Linked DNA regions of Homo sapiens: region 2 is linked to region 1. Evidence: read pairs that join two places in POLR2A ChIA-PET (ENCODE). Cell type or tissue: GM12878. All regions are shown on one strand. Each heading gives the region's core, and the rest is flanking DNA. Links, peaks and the distances in the headings are about the cores only. Region 1 has its middle 34 kb from the start of DOCK7-DT. Region 2 overlaps ATG4C (autophagy related 4C cysteine peptidase).

Region 1 (8,345 bases), core at 139-8,138:
GAGAAGACTGAAGTCCCCAGTTTTTGAAACTAGTCATGGTATATCTCAGCATACGGCTTGCTCACGAAAAGATAAGCAATCTTTTAAGTCCTCAGTGGCTCCTACAAGAAACACAGGGAAAATTACAAAATAGGCAAAATTTGGTGACTCGTTTACCATCATATCTGCTGCTTTCCTTCTGCTCCTCCAAGGATTCACAATTGTTACTGCTATTCCCCTGTCCAAAGTCACCCATCTTTATTCCATCTTATCTTTCCCAAAGCACCACACCAAGGTACTTACTCCCTTCTTCCAATGTATTTCCATGTTAGTCAACATATTAGATAGAAAATGCAGGCCGAGTGTGGTGGCTCACGCCTGTAATCCCAGCACTTTAGGAGGTCAAGGCAGGTGGATCACCTGAGGTCAGGAGTTCGAGAGCAGCCTGGCCAACATGGTGAAACCCCATCTCTACTAAAATACAAAAATTAACCAGGTATGGTGGCACATGCCTGTAATCCCAGCTATTCAGGAAGCTGAGGCAGGAGAATCACTTTAAGCCAGGATGCAGAGGTTGTAGTGAGTGAGACCCAGGAAGGAAGGAAGGTAGGAAGGAAGGAAGGAAGGGAGGGAGGGAGGAAGGGAGGGAGGAAAGGGAGGGAGGGAAAAGAAAAGAGAAAGGAAGGAAAGAGAGAGGGAGAGAGGGAAGGAAGGAAGGGAAGGGAAGGAAGGAAATGCAGGAACATGTTCTAGCTAGCTTAAGCAGAAAAGGAATTTATTTATTCATTATTTATTTATTGAGACAGAGTCTCATTCTGTCACCCAGGTTGGAGTGCAGTGGCGTGATCTCGGCTCACTGCAACCTCTGCCTCCTGGGTTTGAATGATTCTCCCTCCTCAGCCTCCCGAGTAGCTGGGATTATAGGCACCCACCATCACACCCGGCTAATTTTTGTATTTTTAGTAGAAATGGGGTTTCACCATGTTTGCCAGGTTGGTCTTGAACTCCTGACCTCAAGCGATCTGCCCACCTCAGCCTCCCAAAGTGCTGGGATTACAGGCGTGAGCCACTGCATCTGGCCAGGAATTTATTAAACACCATTAAATAATTCACAGAATTTCCTGGGAGGTGTAAAAACCAGGGTTGTAAGAGGCCAAATTACGTCACAGAACACCGGGAAACCATTACTGCCTCCACTACTGACATTAATGTGAGATACGAACACTTCTAATAGAACCTCTGGTACTGTTCCCTGGGAATCTAGATGCACTTTCTAGTTCCACCTGCTTCTTCATCTCTCTAGCCTTCACTTCAAAGCCTGGTGCAAATGTATATGATTAGAGGAGCCTAACTGCAAGGGAGACTGAGAAAGTGAAATTTGGCTTCTATTCAGTAGAGAAATCATCAAATATAACAAGAATATTCAAAGGTGCTGGGCAGCCAAAAAGAATAACAAAGATGTACTACTCTACCCCAGTTAGCCTCTCAACTCCTACTGATCTGAGCCAGGTTTTCAGCAGATTGAAGTAATTCACTCCGAATTGTGGATGACTGATGGTTTCTCTCTTTTTTTTTGAGACGGAGTCTCACTCTGTCGCCCAGGCTGGAGTGCAGTGGCGCGATCTTGGCTCACTGCAACCTCCACCTCCTGGGTTCACGCCATTCTCCTGCCTCAGCCTCCCGAGTAGAAGGGATTACAAGTGCTCATTTTTTTGTATTTTTAGTAGAGACGGGGTTTCACCATGTTAGCCAGGATAGTCTCGATCTCCTGACCTCGTGATCCGCCTGCCTCGGCCTCCCAAAATGCTGGGATTACAGGCGTGAGCCACCACGCCTGGCCAAGGATGACTGATGGTTTCAACTCCACATGAACATCGATGCTTTAAAAGAGTAGCTTATTAACCCAAATAAACTCCCAGTTGTTAAAATATTTATATGGTGGAAAATACTTTTAAAATAAGGGAACATATAGTGTTTCTTTTATTTCTTCTTAAAAATGGGACCAGGTGCTGTGGCTCACGGCTGTGATCCCAGCACTTTGGGAGGCTGAAGTGGGAGGATCACTTGAGCTAGCCAGTTCTAGACCAGCCTGGGCAACATAGTGAGACCTCATCTCTACAAAAAAATCAAGAAAATTAGCTGGGCGTGATGGCACACATCTGTAGTCCCAGTAACTGAGGAGGCAGAGGCTGGAGGATCACTTGAGCCCAGGAGGTCAAGGCTGCAAGTGAGCTGAGATTGCGGCTGCACTCCAGCCTGGGTGACACAGTGAGACCCTGTCTCAAAAAAGTTTCTTTTTTTTTTTTTTTTGAGACGGAGTCTCATTCTGTCGCCCAGGCTGGAGTGCAATGGCGCCATCTTGGCTCACTGGAACCTCTGCCTCCAGGGTTCAAGCAATTCTCCTGCCTCAGCCTCCTGAGTAGCTGGGATTACAGGTGACACCACCAAGCTAATTTTTGTATTTTTAGTAGAGACGGGGTTTCACCATGTTGGTCAGGCTGATCTCTAACTCCTGACCTCGTGATCCACCCACCTTGGCCTCCCAAAGTGCTGGGATTATAGGCATGAGCCACCTAGCCCGGCCAACATTTCTTTAAAAAAAAAAAAAACAACTTTACTGAACTTTGATTAACATACAAAAAACTGCACATAATGTATACAACTGGATAAATCATTAATTCTTTATTAAATACACATTTTATTGAGCTTATAATGTGCCATACAGTAGATTCGGTATTGAGGAAACCTGGTCCATACCCTAAAAATTCAATAACCTCATAAGGGACAGAGAAAAGTTAATATATATAAAGCAACATAATAAATGCAGAAAACAGTGATATCTGTGTGGGCGTGTGTGTGTGTATACACAATTCATAAAGGGTCTTTTATATTATGCTTAAGAATGTGGACTCCTTGGTAGCTTATATTTGCATACTATCCACGCGCACTTTTTTCTCCTTTGTAAGAAATAGGCTCTGAACTCCATGGGGTGCAATAGAAGCAAGGAATCATTGATAGGAGGGCCAGCACTCCTCCAGAAGTATTCAGAACTGTAATCAAGAATCCTCAAACTGGGAGGGCCTGTGGTTACTTTATGAACTATGTGTCAGTCCTGCAAACCTCACAGCCTGAATTACCACTGAGCGTTATCTGAATACAGGCTGCCCTTGAAGTCCCTAATTTCATTGCGCTGACAGAGGCTTTAGTGAGTCTATAATTGGAAAAGGAAGCATTTGTGCCTCAGGTACAGGAAATCACCAAACAATTAACTTCCATGGACTCATGCAGCCTGGGCCAAATGCCTCAGTGTGCTTGTCTTTGTTTCATGTCAGGTTATTGAGGAAATGTTTCGCAGGCCAGAATCTTGGCTTTACTGTGTTGTTTTGTCAATGGAGTCAGCTGTGAGACCTTAAACAGTGATAACTATCTATAGTAAAATCTCAATATAGCACTCAGAGGTCTACCACAAGGAAGGGAGGTTTTCAGAGGGGGCAGAAAGTTTTATCTAAAATACATGTAATTTGGCTATTCAGAGGTGGGAAGGGCCACTTAGACGAGAGAAAAACTAGTGTGGTAAGAAAGGGAAAGGGAAACAGTTATTACATGTCATGGCCAGGGAAGGCAAACCCCTCAGAGGCAGGGAAGCTGGTGTTGGACACAAGGCCAGCCTTATGGGTAGGCAGAGACAGTTGAAGGGCACTAGAAAGATTTCCCTGACCCAGAAAATGCCTCAAAGGAAGTGACAGAAAAGGCCCCTGGAGGAAAAACAGAAAAACACAAAATGAAGTGATAGGACAGCAAGGATGAGCTTCCTTCCCCAAAGTCACAATATTTTCCAAGAAACCATTTTGGATAACTCATTTTGCTCATTGAAAAAACTGTATTCATACTATGGGCAATGTCACATATTAAGAAATTGGCGGCCGGGCGTGGTGGCTCATGCCTGTAATCTCAGCACTTTGGGAGGCCAAGGTCGGCAGATCACGAAGTCAGGAGATCGAGACCATCCTGGCTAATGCTAAAATACAAAATACAAAAATACAAAATACAAAAATACAAATACAAAAAAAAATACAAATACTAAAAATACAAAAAAATAGCCAGGCATGGTGGCGGGCGCCTGTAGTCCCAGCTACTTGGGAGGCTGAGGCAGGAGAATGGCATGAACCTGGGAGGCGGAGCTGGCAGTGAGCAAAGATCACGCCACTGTACTCCAGCCTGGGCGACAGAGTGAGACTCCATCTCAAAAAAAAAAAAAAAAAATTGGCATGTAATTATTACTATTACTGTTATTTTTAATGAAGAAGGCAATAGAAGCTAAGGGCACAGGTTTGAGATTAGACAGACCCGGGTACAAATCCTGGTTTTACCACATACTAACTGTGTGACTTTAGACAAGCTACTTAATTTCTCTGGTATCACTTTTGTCGTCTGAAAAATGGGAAGAATCATTCATTCCAAAATATTTGCTGAGCAGCTACTACATAAAAGGACAAATAAGATCCCTACCTTCCAGAAGCTTGTATGTTAGGAGTATGGAGGGAGAGAAAGACAATAAATAAGTAAATAAAAAGATGATTTTAGATTGTGATAAATACTGTAGAGGATATATAGTTTTCAGTGTGTGCACGCGAATTAGACTGCCTGGGTTCAAATCTCGGTTATGCTATTTACTAGCTGTGTGATCTTTGCAAGTGACTCAATCTCTGTACCTCGGTTTCCCCATTTGTAAATGGGCATATTAATAGCATCTAATTTATAACCTCATGGGATTATTATGAGGATTAAATGAATGCATCCATGTAAACTGCTTAGAACTGTGTACACCACATAGTAATTGCATAAGAGCTATATACTAATACTATGAAGAAAATAAATTGGAAGATATGATGATAAGTTGGGAGAGTGGTATTTAAGACAGGGTAGTCAGTGAAGGACTTCCTGAGGCTGTGATATTTAAGCTGACACTGAAAGAATGAGAAAGAGCCAGTCATTATTAGAGTATTTCAGGAAGAGGAAGACCTAAGTGCAAAGATCTAAGGCAGAAAGACTCTTCACATATTTGAAAAAGAGAAATGAGACCTGTGTGGTAAAACATAGTGAGCAAGAGAGAAAGCTGCATTGTAATTATTTTCTACTTCTGCATAACAAATTATAACAAATTGAACATCCTCTTACTAGCTCACAGTTCTATAAGTCAGAAGTCTAGGTGGGAATGAGTGTGGTGGCTCATGCTTTAATCTCAACAATTTGGAAGGCCAAGGTGGGAGGATCGCTTAAGCCCAGGAGTTTGAACCCAGCCTGGGCAACATGGTGCAACCCCAACTCCACAAAAAAAATTTTTTTTCTTAATTAGCCTGGCCTGGTGGTACACGCCTGTAGTCCCAGTTACTTCAGAGGCTGAGGTGGGACAATCACTTGAGCCCAGGAGGTTGAGGCTGCAGTGAGCCATGGTCATACCACTGTATTCTGGCCTGGACAACAGAGCAAGACCCTGTCTCAAAAAAAGAAAAAAAAAAGAATAAATCTAGTGGCTGGACCTGGTGGCTCATGCCTGTAATCCCAGCACTCTGGGAGACCAAGACAGGATTGCTTGAGCTCAGGAGTTCGAGATCAGTCTGAGCAACACAGTGAGACCCTGTCTCTACTAAAAACACACACAAAAAAATTAGCTGGGCATAGTGACACATGCCTGTGGTCCCAGCTACTCAAGGGGCTGAGACACGAGGATCACTTGAGACAGGAGGTTGAGGCTGCAGAGAGCCCTGATCATGCCACTGCAATCCAGCCTGGGTGACAGTGTGAGACTTTGTCAAAAAAAAAAAAAAAAGAAGAAGAAGAAGAAAAAAAAGAAGAAATCTAGGTGGGCTTGGTTGAGCTCTCTGCTTAGGGCTTCACGAGGCTGAAATCAATAATTTAGCCAGGCTGAGCTGTTATGATTCAGATTTACTATATGAGATAATAAATGAATAATGTTTTAAGCCTTTAATAAATGACTTACATTTTAAACCCCTCAGTTTGTGGTAATATTGTTACACAGCAATAGATAACTAATACAACTTAAGTGTAGGAAATATCACATTTCATTATTTTCTAGATTAAATTAAATCCCCCGAGTCCATTAGAGTGGATAATTTAATCAGTTATTTTTAGAATGCTCTAAGGCTTACATCATTCAGGAAAACCGATGTGGGGAAGAGTGTATACTGAGTCCTGAATCCACTGATTTGCTGGTAAAACACACATTGTCCAAATCTATATAGTCTATTCAAAGGTGGCTGCCTCTATTGAAGACAACAGCTACTCCCTCTGTGCCAGACTTGGCCATGGAGACCTTCATTCCAGAGGGAAGGCTGGAAGCTTAGTGCTCAGTCCCCAGGTACACACAAAGCCATGCCTATCAAAATTCCTGCTATTTCCAGGCCACCATGAGGAAGCAGAGTATAGATCCCCACAGCTGGAGGAGCTACCACTGCCCGTCTTCCTACTCTGGAAATCTTTCTCTGCTCCAGCTTCTTCTGTCTTAACGTCAGTCCAGCAAGTCTCCAAGACCCTAGATTTCAAAAGCAACATTCTCTTAACTAAGGAATCCTAGACCTTAACAAACAGAACACCAAGTACTAAGCTATTCTATCCTGCGAAAGGGAGGAAAAATGCTCTCTTATTTTTGGGATGATTCTATAGCAACTAGAAGTCATTTAATTTGCCACACAGTCAACCAGGGCAAAATGAAAACACATGTTCAATCACAAAGTGTTCATTACAGTGAAAGATTTCATTTCCTCAAGAAATGCAGGACTCCTCATAGCTCTAAGTGCTACAGGAGACTTTTCTTTCCTTGTTTTTTTTTTTTTTTTTTTTTTGAGATGGAGTCTCTCTCTTGTTGCACACGCTGAAGTGCAATGGTGCAATCTCTGCTCACTGCAACCTCCGCCTCCCGGGTTCAAGTGATTCTCCTGCCTCAGCCTCCTGAATACCTGGGAATAAGTAGAGACAGGTTTTGCCATGTTGGCCAGGCTGATCTTGAACTCCTGACCTCAAGTGATCCACCTGCCTCAGCCTCCCATAGTTCTGGGATTACAGGCGTGAGCCACCATGCCTGGCTTACAAGCTTTAAAAAAAAAATCTACCACTGCAGTCTTGGCTGTTAGCTTTCTGAGGTTCTTTTATTTTTTCCCATTGAAATGCACTGGACAACATTCCAAATTACCTACTAAACCAAATCCAAGTTCTTCCACCACAGAGATACGAATTTATTTTTACAGCAGTTAACAAAAAAAAATTCCCCCTTTTTTTTCTTTTGCCATTTTCTCTGATAATGCTGTATTATTCCTCCCACTCAACAGCCAAGAAAGACAACCCAACTACTTCCTCCTCCAACATACAGGAAAGAATAGAAACAATTCTATCAGCTCCAGCTGGGGCAGCACAAATGCCAGGAAGCTTTTCTTAGATTTTTGAATCCTACGTGACTCTCACTTTAGGTGCTTTCCAAAATTTTGGTTTCATTTTTCTTGAATTCTGTTCTGCAGAAACTCTCAATTGTCTAACACTGGTGGCATTTAGTAATCTTTGCCAAGTTTAATTCCAATCTAGTTGCTTGGAAGATTTCAGTGACCTAAGAAGAAGGTTTTGTAAACCTCCTTGTTTTGTGCAATGGGAATTTGTTCAGCAAGTAGGAGTCAGGATCCCTCCCTATCTCTCAGCAAAATAGGTTGTGTTATTTCCTTTTATTTCAAAATATACTGGGGTTTGTTTTAAGACAACTTTTGAGTCCCACTATTGCTAATGATCAGTTGTATGCTTTAGGCAAATTCACAAAACTTTCTAAACCTTGGTATCTTCATTTGTAATGTTAGGATAATTCCTTCTTTATACAGTTGTTGAAAAAGCTACTGGATTTAAATCCGGGTTTTATAATGAGCATAATGTGTGCTCATTAAATGGTAGACATTGGTTCTTCTTTATCTGATTTTTCCCAACTCTGGTTTACTGTCATTTATCTTAAGTAAAAATCTTGTAGCCACAAAGCAAGTAACCAGCTCCCCTGTCCAACATTAGTGTCAGAAAATGTTGGTGCCTCTGACAAATAGAAAATCTAATGAATAGGGTACTGTTTTAGGAAGAAGGAGATCTGGCTTTCCCCCTGGGCTTACTGCAACAAGTGACTTAACTTACAAAGCAACCATGAAAATGAGCATTGTGCCTCAAGAAATAAACCCTCTCACTCTTTTTCTTGGATGTGTGTTGCATTGCCATGGGATTGTTTTCAGCATTAGGAGGCTCTGCTACAAGTTCAGTTCAGGTCAGCAAACTTTTTTTTTCAGGGCTTCATCTGTATCAGGACTGTGCTTGTTATCAGATAT
Region 2 (8,345 bases), core at 288-8,287, 90 kb after region 1:
ATCTGTATTCTTTATGATATCCTTTATAATAAATGGCGAAATATAACCAAGTGTTTCCTTGAGTTCTGTGAGTCATCACAGCAAATTACCAAACCTGAGGAGGGGATAGTGGGAACCACTGATTTGTAGCCAAGTTGGACGGAAGTATGGGTAATCTGGAACCTACTTTGATGATTGGCATCTGAAGTGGAGATTGATCTTATGGGACAGTCCTTACCCTGTGGGGTCTGTGCTAACTTCAGGTAGTTAGTTCATGATTGAAGTATAGGATTCCCGGTTGGTGTCTGGAGAGTTGGAAAATCAGTTGGTGTGGGAAAAACCTTCACACATTTGGTGTCAGTAGTGAAGTGTTGAACGTAGACTAAAAGGAAGTGTTTTTCCATTTCATGCTTTAGAAAGATAACTGATGGTAATGTAAAAGAATTGAAAGTCAGTAGACAGGACATGATGACTTTGATACAGGGCAGTGCATCTGGAAAAGAGAGGATGGATTTGAGATATTTTAAGGTAGGATCAACAGCATCTGGCAGATGATTGGATTTGGGGTCTTCAGAGACAGAGAGGAAACAAAGATTTAAATATCTCCATCTTGGATGATAGTGTTGGTAACCAAAAGTGGTACACTAGAGGAAGCCTGAATTTTAGGGGAAAGGTAATTTAAATTCGGGTATGTGTTATTTGAGGTAGGCTGTGTGGAAGTGAAGGATAGACATATTGATTTTTTTTTTTTCCAGCAAGGTGGGCAAGGTGGCATTTAAGGCCAATAGATAAGATCACATTGATGGAAAGTATAGGTGGAAAATATCTATCTTTAAGGATATACTGAAGAAGAAGGATCAGTGAATTAAACTGAGAAAGGAAAGGCAATGTATAGCACAAAATTCATAATAGTATACCTGTAGAAACCAAAGGAAAGACATTTGTAGAAAAAGGGGGTTGTACAAAGTGTATAAATGCTTAAAAGAGATAGAGCAGGAAATAGCCTGAGTAGAGGGTGTAGGGTCTGGCAATGAGAAATTACTAATGACTTTTGAGAGAGCATTTTTACTAGAGTGGTACGAATAGAAAGTAAAAGCAGTCATATTAACAGCAGCTAGTCTACATTTACTGACGCTGTGATATGTGCTATTTGCTGTGGCTACATGATATGTGCTAAAACTAAATTGCATTGTTTTATAGAATGAATGGTTATGATATTGGAGTAGAGAAAAACTTATTTTTTAGATTCTGAGGCAGTGTCTTGCTCTGTTACCCAGGCTGGAGTGCAACAGTGTCCCAATCACGGCTCACTGCAGCCTTGACCTCCCTGGGCTCAAATGATCTTCCCGTCTCAGTCTCCCAAGTAGCTGGGACCACAGGTGTGTGCCACCACGCCCAGTTAATTTTTTATTTTTATTTTTTGTAGAGACAGGGTCTCCCTATGTTGTCCAGGGTTGTCTCGAACTCCTTGGCTCAAGTGGTCCTCCTGTCTTGGCCTCCCAAAGGGCTAGGATTACAAGCTTGAGCCACCGTGCCAGCCAAGAAGAACTTGTATAAACTGTAAAACACGGTCTATAAAAGGGAAATATTAATCAGTTTGACCAGATAAAATTAAAAATATCCACATGATATTTATACAAATATGTATAAATATACATATATAATAAATATATGTACATTATAGTAAATGTATATATGTTTATATACATATGTGTATATAAACACACATATATTTAAAAATACATATGTATATGTACACATGTATATATAAATACATATAGACATATATAGTGTATATAATATATAGTCTACAATTATAATTATATAATTATAATGTATAATTATATATCACTTAATGTAATATATAATATTTAATAATATATAATATACTAATGTAATTTATATAATTATATATTTTATATATAATGTATCTATATATACATATATGTATATATATGTGCATGTGTGAAGATGTATCAGGAAAGATTAGTCTCCAAAATAATAAAGAACCACAAATGAATATGCAATGAATATGAAAAACTTGAACAACCCAAGAAAAATGAGCCAAGATGGTGAAGAGGTGCTGTTTAATTAGAAACTTGAATGGCCAAATACAAGAAAATGCATATCCTGGTAATGAAGGGAATGCAAAATAAAATGAGATACTGTTCTTACTTATCAGATATAATATACACAAATTTGAAGGTTCGATGATATCAAGTGTTAGCAAGGGTATGAAGAAATAGGAACTGAAACACTGTTGGTGGGAGGGTAAATTGGTCTAACCTGTTTGTGAGAAATTTGAGAGTACCTAGAAAAATAGAGAATATGTTTAACTTACGACCCAACATTTCTAAGACGCTTAAGTATTTACAGAGAAGTTCTCCATATGTGTGGAAAACACATGTACAAGAATTTCATTGTAGCTTTAATAAAAAGTTGGAAACAAGTATTCACAAGAAGAGGATTAGATGAATAAAGTTATTCATTCATTCCACAATTATTTATTGAGAGGTTACTATGTGCCAGGCACTGGGGTTACTGCTGAAAGTATGAAATATACAGTCTTTACTCTCAAGAAACTTACAGTCCAACAGATGAGAGACATTAAATAATTAGAAAAATATTCACTTTGGTGAATTTCTAGTTCTTAACACATGTCTAGAGGTTACTGCTCTGCCTTGGTCAAGACTTTCTTTGTTGCCTCAACAGAAATATAATATTCTCTTCACCTCATTTAAGATATTTTAATGCTAACATTTTCTTTTTGTCATTACAGACTTACGGCTTTTCACATTTACTGTATGTTGGTTGATCTCAACCAATTATCTTTTGATGCTCAAATTGTCGTGACATTGGCCAGTGGAAGGTCCTTTGAGATTTGCTTCTGTATCTTTCAACAAAACCACATAAATCTTACGAAACATCTTGTTTTCTTCCAAACCACGTGTTCAGACCCACTTTGTACTTTTCAGTATCAGATAGGAAGCTAGCAATTTCCCATTGAGTCCTTGTTTTTTTTTTTTTTTCTTTAGAAGAAAAAGTGTTAGAGACCATAATCTGAGTGCAAAGGTGCTTTGTGGGGATGATATTGACCCAGGCCATTTCAGTGGACAAGCTAGAACAGATACATGTTTTCAGTGTTTTTCTTATAAAGGCATGAATTCAAATTAATATTTGAAATCTATTTCTAACTGGATCATATTCCTACTTAAATTCTTGATTCTTTAATATCTAATTTTCTATCATAGAGAAATTTTTTAATAGTTACTTTTGTTTTGCTAAGGATTTTAGTGAAATTACTTTAGCTGGAGTCACTCATCTCTCATTTTCTGTGGCATTTATCTGATGGAGAGTTTCGTTCATTTGTTTCAGTTCCCTTTCTATTTGAAGGCATTGACATTCTGATATCTCACAAGTCTAAGTGCTTAGAAGGTAGCGGCTTTCAGCCACAGTGATTTTATATCACTACTACCCTCCAAGTCATCTACAATGAATTTATTCATAAGAATTTAATACAAGATTCTTAAACTTGGTTCTGTCTCTATTATTTAATTTCTAGTAATATTAGAACATGGTTGCAAAAATTAGATTATTTTAACAATGCTGAATCTGTCCTGATTTATCAAGCTTTTAAACTTATCTTCCTACCTTTCTGAGCTACAAACTTATTTCCTTGTATTATGCAGTTTTTCCTTCTCATTATATCGTGCTGTGCACTGTTATGTCGAGGTATATAGTATATAAATCCAAATGGCCCTCCTAGTAGTATCTAGACCGAATACCGAAAGTAAAAAAAATTTCTTACAATTTGTCTGTGAGCTGTCTATAAAGAAAACAATTAAGAATTTATTTTATTTTTAATAAGCCTCATCTTTCCACAGATTGCATGCTATCACCTGGCTAGCATTTTTTCAGGGTTTCTCTTAGATGACCAGGACATGATGGGCCTAAGAGCCATTAATTAAAAATTAGAATTTAGGGTTATCTCTGATATACCCATTGTATCTCAGGGACCAAAATGATTTAACATCTATCGTTGTGGATTTGTCTGTTTCTTCCTGAAGTTCTATCAGTTTTTGCTTCCTTTATAGTAATTCCTACTTAACGTCATAGATAGTTCTTGGAAACTGCAACTTTAAGTGAAACCATGTACAGTGGGTCCTCAACATCCTTTTGTTCAACTTCATTTCATTATAACAATGATGAGAAAAAAATTGATTTTATTATACATCATTTTGCTTAAAGTCACAGTTTCTGGGAACCTATTGACAACATTAAGTGAGGACTAACTGTATTTTGAAGCTCTGTTGTTAGGTACATAAACATTTAGAATTATTTATTATTGTTTCTTAATGAATTGACTCCTTAGTAGTTATGAAATGACCTTCTTTATTCTTGGTGATATTCTTTGGTCTGAAGTCGATTTTGTCTGATATTAATATAGCCACTTCACAGACAACACAACAAAAAAAGAAAATTTCAGGCCAATATCCCTGATCAACATTGATGCGAAAATCCTCAATAAAATACTGGCAAACCAAATCCAGCAGCACATCAAAAAGCTTATGCACCACGATCACGTCGGCTTCATCCCTGGGATGCAAGGCTGGTTCAACATACACAAATCAATAAATGTAATCCATCACGTAAACAGAACTAATGACAAAAACCACATGATTATCTCAATAGATGCAGAAAAGGCCTTCGATAAAATTCAAAACTGCTTCATGGTAAAATCTCTTAATAAACTAGGTATTGATGGAATGTATCTCAAAATAATAAGAGCTATTTATGACAAACCCATATTTTGCCCATACTGAATGGGCAAAAGCTGGAAGCATTCCCTTTGAAAACTGGCACAAGACAAGGATGCCCTATCTCACCACTCCTCTTCAACATAGTATTGGAAGTTCTGGCCAGGGAAATCAGGCAAGAGAAAGCAATAAAGGGTATTCAAATAGGAAGAGAGGAAGTCAAATTATCTCTTTTTGCAGATGACATGATTGTATATTTAGAAAACCCTGTTGTCTCAGCCCAAAATCTCCTTATGCTGATAAGCAATTTCAGCAAAGTCTCAGAATACAAAATCAATGTGCAAAAATCGCAAGCATTCCTATATACCAGTGATAGACAAACAGAGAGCCAAATCATGAGTGAACTCCCATTCACAATTGCCACGAAGAGAATAAAATACTTAGGAATCCAACTTACAAGGGATGTGAAGGACCTCTTCAAGGAGAACTACAAACCGCTGCTCAAGGGAATAAAAGAGGACACAAACAAATGGAAAAACATTCCATGCTCATGGATAGGAAGAATCAATATCATGAAAATGGCCATACTGCCCAAAGTAATTTATAGATTCAATGCTATCCCCATCAAGCTACCATTCACTTTCTTCACAGAATTGGAAAAAACTACCTTAAAGTTCATATGGAACCAAAAAAGAGCTCGCGTAGCCAAGACAATCCTAAGCAAAAAGAACAAAGCTGGAGGCATCACACTACCTGACTTCAAACTATACTACAGGGCTACAGTAACCAAAACAGATATATAGACCAATGGAACAGAACAGAGGCCTCAGAAATAGCACCACACATCTACAACCATCTGATCCTTGACAGACCTGACAAAAACAAGAAATGGGGAATGGATTCCCTATTTAATAAATGGTGCTGGGAAAACTGGCTAGCCATATGCAGAAAACTGAAACTGGAACCCTTTCTTACACCTTATACAAAAATTAACTCAAGGTGGATTAAAGACTTAAACTAAGACCTAAAACCATGAAAACCCTAGAAGAAAACCTAGGCAATACCATTCAGGACATAGGCATGGGCAAGGACTTCATGTCTAAAACACCAAAAGCAATGGCAACAAAAGCCAAAATTGACAGATGGGATCTAATTAAACTAAAGAGCTTCTGCACAGCAAAAGAAACTATCATCAGAGTAAATAGGCAACCTATAGAATGGGAGAAAATTTTTGCAATCTCTCCATCTGACAAAGGACTAATATCCAGAATCTACAAGGAACTTAAACAAATTTACAAGAAAAAAACAATCCCATCAAAAAGTGGGTGAAGGATGTGAATAGACACTTCTCAAAAGAAGACATTTATGCAGCCAACAAATATATGGAAAAAGCTCATTATCACTGGTCATTAGAGAAATGCAATCAAAACCACAATGAGATACCATCTCACGCCAGTTAGAATGGTGATCATTAAAAAGTCAGGAAACAACAGATGCTGGAGAGGATGTGGAGAAATAGGAACGTTTTTACACTGTTGGTGGGAGTTTAAAGGGAGTTCAACCATTGTGGAAGACAGTGTGGCGATTCCTCAAAGATCTAGAACCAGAAATATCATTTGACCCAGCACTCCTATTACTAGGTATATACCCAAAGGATTATAAATCATTCTACTATAAAGACACATGCACATGTATGTTTATTGCGGCACTATTCACAATAGCAAAGACTTGGAACCAACCCAAATGCCCATCAGTGATAGACTGGATAAAGAAAATGTGGCACATATACACCATGGAATACTATGCAGCCATAACAAATGATAAGTTCATGTCCTTTGCAGGGACATGGATGAAGCTGGAAACCATCCTTCTCAGCAGACTAACACAGGAACAGAAAACCAAACACTGCATGTTCTCACTCATAAGTGGGAGTTGAACAATGAGAATACATGGAGACTGGGAGGGGAACATCACACACCAGGGCCTGTCAGTGGGTGGGGGACTAGGGGAGGGATAGCATTAGGAGAAATACCTAATGTCAATGACAGGTTGATGGATGCAGCAAACCCCATGGCATGTGTATACCTATGTAACAAACCTGCATGTTTTGCACATTTATTCCTGAACTTAAAGTATAATAATAATAAAAAATATAGCCACTTCAGCTTTCTTTTGCTTAAAGTTGCATGGTATATCTTTTTTCATCCTTTACACTTAATCTATTTGTGTCTTTACATTTAGAATATGTTTCTTATAGGAAGTACTAGCTGAGTCTTGCTTTTTTATCCAATCTGATAATCTTTGCCTTTTAAATTAAGGTGTTTAGGGCCAGGCACGGTGGCTCTCACGCCTATAATCCCAACACTTTGGGAGTCCAAGGCAAGTGGATTACTTGAGGCCGGGTGTTTGAGAACAGCTTGGCCAACATGGAGACACCTCGTCTCAACTAAAAATACAAAAATTAGCCTGGCGTTGTGGTGCATGCGTGCAATCCCAGCTACTCAGGAGGCTGAGGCACAAGAATCGCTTTAACCCTGGAGGCAGAGATTGCAGTAAGTCAAGATTGCACCACTGCACTCCAGCCTGGGTGACAGAACGAGACTCTTTCTCAAAAACTAAAAATAAATAAATAAATAAATGTGTTTAAACCGTTTACTTTTAATATGATTATTGATAAAGCTAGGTTTAAATGTATCATGTCATTATTTGCTTTCTATTTGTTAAATCTTTTTTTTTTGTTTTCTTTTCCTCCCTTTCTACCTGCTTTTGGATTGAGTATTTTTATCATTCTCTTTTATCTCTTTTGTTGTCTTATTAGCTATAACTTTTTATTGTTATTTTAGTGGTTTAAGGTTTATAGTATACATCTCTGACTTATCACAGTCTGCCTTCAAGTGATATACCAAGAGCCTTACAGTATACTTCACCTTCTCCCTCTTGGTCTTTATGATATTGTTGTCATACATTTTACTTATTTATATGTTATACACCCCACACATCTTACTTAATATGTTATCCACCCCATAGTAAATTACTATTATTTTGGTTTAAATAGTCAAATATCCTTCAAAGAAGGTATCATGTTTGGTGTTCTTCATTCCTTTGTGTGAATCTGTATTTCCATCTGGACCAGTGGTTTAATCATGGCTCAATGCAGCCTCAACCTCCTGGCTCCAGTGATCCTCATCCTCACACTTCAGCCTCGCAAGTATCTGCACCGCACCTGGTTAATTTTTATTTATTTTTAGAAATGAGGATCTCACTATGTTGCCCAGGCTGTAGTGCAGTGGCACGATCTTGGCTCACTGCAACCTCTGCCTCCTGAGTTCAAACGATTCCCTTGCCTCAGCCTCTCGAGTAGCTGGGACTACAGGTGCCTGCCACCATGCCTGGTTAATTTTTGTATTTTTAGTAGAGATGGGGTTTCACCATGTTGTCCAGGCTGGTCTTGAACTCCTGACCTCAAGTGATCCATCTGGCTCAGCCTCCCAAAGTGCTGAGATTACAGGCGTGAGCCACCGCGCCCAGCCAGAATCTTCCTGTTTTAGCCTCCCAAAGTGCTGGGGATTATAGATGTGAGCCACCATGCCTGGCTAAGGTTTCTTTTAA

What was found. Peaks named below come from ENCODE experiments on the same cell type or tissue, not always from the same donor. Only the 100,000 strongest peaks of a DNase experiment are listed, where the experiment ranks them.
Region 2: POLR2A ChIA-PET joins it to region 1 with 10 read pairs; 3 of 35 experiments call an interaction of 5 or more read pairs at or near these places.

The regions. Positions count from the first base shown.
Region 1 is chr1:62,717,959-62,726,303 of GRCh38, forward strand. No RefSeq gene overlaps it. Among named protein-coding and RNA genes, the nearest start is that of DOCK7-DT, 34 kb to the left of the region's middle. In GM12878, for the core only: no CTCF peak of the experiment used is centred there; DNase peaks (open chromatin) are centred at 5,113 and 7,443; H3K4me3 peaks cover 471 bases.
Region 2 is chr1:62,807,719-62,816,063 of GRCh38, forward strand. All of the region lies in intron 3 of ATG4C (autophagy related 4C cysteine peptidase), which reads left to right. Among named protein-coding and RNA genes, the nearest start is that of ATG4C, 28 kb to the left of the region's middle. RefSeq lists an enhancer at 1,126-1,185. In GM12878, for the core only: no CTCF peak of the experiment used is centred there; DNase peaks (open chromatin) are centred at 2,233, 2,943 and 3,363; H3K27ac peaks cover 913 bases.